Regions from separate parts of the Mus musculus genome. Here region 2 is linked to region 1. The links are chromatin loops, found by intact Hi-C in ENCODE. Cell type or tissue: left cerebral cortex. All regions are shown on one strand. Region 1 overlaps Nectin3 (nectin cell adhesion molecule 3). Region 2 has its middle 180 kb from the start of Gm52257.

The links. Hi-C counts contacts between places; a loop is a spot of excess contacts. Peaks named below come from ENCODE experiments on the same cell type or tissue, not always from the same donor. Only the 100,000 strongest peaks of a DNase experiment are listed, where the experiment ranks them.
Region 2: it touches region 1 in a loop (4-fold over the local background); 7 of 42 quality-filtered maps call a loop at or near these places.

The regions. Positions count from the first base shown.
Region 1 is chr16:46,490,211-46,492,710 of GRCm38, forward strand. All of the region lies in intron 1 of Nectin3 (nectin cell adhesion molecule 3), which reads right to left. Among named protein-coding and RNA genes, the nearest start is that of Nectin3, 5.5 kb to the right of the region's middle. In left cerebral cortex, a CTCF peak has its summit at 1,507 (motif pointing right); no DNase peak of the experiment used is centred here.
Region 2 is chr16:47,871,784-47,874,283 of GRCm38, forward strand. No RefSeq gene overlaps it. Among named protein-coding and RNA genes, the nearest start is that of Gm52257, 180 kb to the right of the region's middle. In left cerebral cortex, no CTCF peak of the experiment used is centred here; a DNase peak (open chromatin) is centred at 1,181.

The DNA.
Region 1 (2,500 bases):
CTTTAAATGCAATGTTAGGAAAACATGATTGTGTAGGTCCGATTACACCATATTGTACACATGTGCACTTAAGACTAAACTTGATTTTGTTGCTAAACCCTTGAAGTCAGGAAACTCGAGTGGCCCACCCCACCCCATGAGAAGCACATGCAAATACAGAAGGGTGAAGAAGATGGTGCAGTGTGTCTCTTTCAAAATCTGCTCACCTGGACAGGCTGTAAATAAAAAGGTTGCAACAAGGAGAATCACCTGGGGGAAGATTCTAAAAGTGTCTCTCAAGACACCTTGAAACTCCATGCTCTCCAACTCACAATACACAACTCTTCTACTACCTACTTATACGATTAGTACAATGAATGGTAAGCAATCAATAACCCTACACTAGTTTAAAGTACATACGTGAAATCTATAAGCGTAAATTATCCTAAGGTAACCATAAAATATGAAATAGAGAAGTATCAAGACAAATGTGCGGCAATCCTCACTGAAATTTTAAGTTGATGGCCTATAAGAGAGCCATTTAGGAAAAAACTTCAAGTCCACCCTTAAAAATGTTTCCAACAAACCTAAATGAATGAACTGTCAGACTCTACTAAAAAATAATAAAAATCATACAGGGAAGAGAGAAGGCTCAGTTGTCAAGGTGCTTTTCATGCAAGGAAGAAAGAGTACTGGGGTTCAAATTCCCAGAACGCACATAAACACTGGGAGGTTGTAATTGCAACCCTGGGAGGAACAGGCAACTCCAGGCTAGCCAGACCGGCCCTGTCTTCCAGCTCTGGGTTCAATTGAGAGACCTTGCCTCAAGGAATAATGTAGAGAATAGACAGAGTCTGTCAATCTCTACTTCTGACCTCCATGTATACACCCACATACATGAACCTACATAAATACGTGCACCCACACATATGTGGACATGCATACACATACATGCATACATATGAAAAAATACATAGGCTGGGTGTGGTGACTAATGCTTTTAATTCCAGCACCTGGAGGCTAGAGGCACACTGGAGCTCTCTAGTTCGAGGCCAACCTGGTCTACATAGTGAGTTCCAAGATAGACATATCTGCATAGTGACACTTTGTGTCCAAAAAGCAAAGAAAATAAGTAATTTTTAAAAATTAAGATCATGAGCTTAATGAAATTCAGTAAAGTATCTGTGTCTAAGAATTAAAGGGCAATTTTAAGCAAAAATGTATTTAAAAACCAAAAGTATGACAAATTAATGATGTTTGGATATTCGAAGTGTTTTCAGAATGCTTGGCACACAGAATACTTAAAATTCTATTATCGTCTTAAGGATTACTTTACTCTGATTTGCATATTAATAGTAATTATTAATTAAATGTCTTATCTTTTGAAAACCATATAGTTCTTACTGTCAATTTTTATGGAGACTAAGAGTTAATATGATAATCTATAGAAATACACTTACTACTTTTTTTAAAAGATGTATTTATTTATTATATAAAAGTACATTGTAGCTGTCTTCAGACGCTCCAGAAGAGGGCGTCGGATCTCTTTACAGATGGTTGTGAGCCACCATGTGGTTTCTGGATTTGAACTCAGGACCTTAGGAAGAGCAGTCAGTCAAAATTCTGTTTTTAATAAGACTATCATAGCTATCTTCTCTTCAATCAGTTTTTAATGACTAGCAATAACTATAAAGTTTTATTTAACTATACAGATGCAAGATGCATTATCAAAATTTGTAAGCTAATACATATGTATATAAGTATGTATGTGTACATAAATATGTGAGTAGGTTGAACATCCAATATCCCAAAAGCTGAAATTCAAAATGTTTCCAAATAAAAACCTTTGCACGTGCCACAAGTAGAAAATACCATACTATGCATGAAGTTAGTAGAAACATTATGAGATTTCCTTCAAGTTCCGTGCATAAGGAGTATAGGAAACCTGAGCACATGCAGATTAGGCCTATCATGATGATACCTATCTTCATCACCCAGGTGTGCATCCCAACACTCAAGTCTCAGGGCAAGAGAGACGGCGAGCAGTAAAGAGCACTTGTTGCTGCTGTAGGGGATCCGAGTTCAGTTCCCAGCACCCACCCACATGGTGGTTCACAACAATTCTCATCTCTAGTTCCAGAGGATCTGACTCCCTCTTCTGACCTCCGTGAGCACCAGGCACATGGGAGATTCCTAACAAGCAAGCACATTTTTTCACATAAAATAAAATATTCTAATTTTTTTTTATCTTAAATCTGAAACATACCCGATCGCAAGCATTTCGAATTGAGAGTCTCACAGTCTCACAACATAAACAAGTCTGGCATAAATAGGGAGTGCCAATAAGTACACAGTATAGAAACACACACATACAACTCAATAGTTATGCTTCTTTATGATGCTGTAGAGGGAAGCCAAGTTTTATTTTATTTGCTTCTAAATCTGTTTGCCACTCCAATAAATCATAACAACCCTAACCTGATGTTATAGATACAGAGAGTAGTGTACAAATCGTGTCTCC
Region 2 (2,500 bases), 1.4 Mb after region 1:
TTCGCTGTGACGGTTTGACCTCTGTCAGTACACAGATAGGATCTTACTTGCTGCATGTCTGCCTCTCTGGACCTTTTTCTTAGCTTTCAGCTGTAAGAAGAAGGGTTGTTAATTAGGAATCCCATGAGGCATAGCTGAAAGCCTTTCATTGGTGGGTGATAAAGTGTATCTATCCACTAGAATTTGTCTTGGAGCACTGGGTGAAGAGGGGAAGGAGTCGCGAAGATAAGATAGCCTGTTATGAAGATTACAGAAGCCACAGAGAGACAAACGTGGCAGGAATAACCAGGATTCCTCCTTTTGCCCCGAGGATAGATCTGAAGATAGGAGGTTTCTAAAGGTATTCATTTCTAAGTATAAAAGCAGGTTTTAAAATCTCAGTGGATAAGGTTGCTTTTCTCTTTAAGGTGCATTATACATAAAGTATCATATTGAACTCACCAAGGACTCTGGTTTCAGAAAAAGGTCATAGCCTTCCCATCAGGAAATATAACTAAACTTCGGGGCTGAAAAGTAAGGGAGATATTTACCAAAAAGTAGTATATCAAAGACTTAGAACAATCCTTATAAAATATTATATCCCAAAGACACCCTTCAGTTTCAGAAATTGCTGAGTAAATATAATATGCTGCCTTAATAATATATTCTACAGCCTAGCCATGTGCAACACAGTAAGATGAAAGAGCTAGCTAGCACTCCTGAAATATGTCATCTTATTCCTCAGCTTTTAGGGCTTCAAGAATTTATTTAACCTCAATGAAATTATTTGACTTTATGGGAAACTAGTAATAACCACATGCATTTGTTGAGAATAGTTTTATTGTGTGGTATCCAATGGAGTCTGTACTAGAAAGGATTGCTCTTGTGATGATCATTTATCCTCCAAATAAAGTTACCTCATGACCCTTAGCTTGGATTAAAATTCTTGTCCAGTCCAAGTCTACCTTTTGCCCAGCAGCACAGAATCTATATTGCTAATGGCCAAGGATACGGGTAGCTTTCTCACTCCCAGAGCATAGAATCTGAAATTTTAAGTGGAGAACTTTAACTTACATTCGTGCAAACTTCAACACTTGCAGGAAGACAAACAAACAAAAAAATATATTTAAAATTATTCTTGTACCACCTCCTCTTCAACTCCATTCTTCCAACTCCAGTTTCAAGGCCCAATTCCAAAGCAGCCCTGTCCTCAGAGGACCCAGAATTTGAGACAACACTGTGCATTGTGTGAGGGGAGGCACTAAGTACTCTGATTACATGCTGCTTTCAATACAGAGTCATTTCGTGTAAGCTGCAATTAAACATTTACAATTCATTTAAGAGCAGTAAAAGAGACATGGTTTTAAGACATAATTGCAATGTGGGCTTTGCAGGGTTTTTCTTTATATCCAAACATTTGCAATCATGAGATTGATATATAGGAAAAAGCTGCCTTTGGATGAAGAAACTGCTCCATTACTTTACTGAGAGCCACTCTGAGGCTTTTGCTATGGGAAGTTATAAACAACCTTTTTAAGTACTTTGATATAGTATACGGTTTTGTGTTCATATATTGAATCATCATTTTATTTCTATATGTAAATGATAATAACTAGCATTTTGTTTTTCAGACTATAATAATATCAGTGTGGAACTAGGTTGTATCAATTTGGGTCAGTTAACTACAGTTCCCAATCATTATAGTAATCCAACAATGGCTCTTTACGGTATCATTCTGTTTCATAATGTCAGAGATTTTGCTAAATCTCCCTTGCTAAAATACATTATCTTCATTACTTACTTTCATATGCAGTTGTTACCTGACTAAGAAAGAGTCTCCATATATTCTCAACATGATTTAAAAAAAAAGCCAGCATGGTAAGACATAATGAAAAACAAAACAGTATTAAGAGACAGGAGACGTGAGTTATACTTCTTATTCATAAATTTATCAGGTTTTATTTTAAACTGGTTACTACCTATTTGAACCATTTTCCCTAAAACACAGTTAAAGTAAACTACACAATCTCTAGCAGTTACAGCTCCCGAGTTCTTGTTATCTTCCATACCTATTATGTTGATTTAAAGAACAAGAGAGTCCCTCCATTGCCACATCTTTTCACTTGCCCTATTATGGCTCAAAATATTTCACCAGAAAAGGTGAAGAAAATCATTAGAGATAAACGGGCTGTATCTGTTTCCCCACTGCAGGATTTGCGGGTTAATTCACATACACTAATAATTCACACACATGCTTGGCCTTTACCAAGCATGTGGTCAACTGCCTTAGTTAACGAAAGGAAACTGCAGTACAAAATAACCACCCACATTCTCTATTTGAGCAAAAATCAAAAGTAAAGCTCGTGTCTCTGACTGCAGCCCATTTTCATTTCTGATCTGTAAATAAGTCAGTATTAACATTAGCATAACCATAGGTGAGACTGTAAGAAATGCCATACAAGTGAAACATAAAGCTGTATTATTAGTTTCCTTGATTTCCCAGTATTATTTATCCCAAATA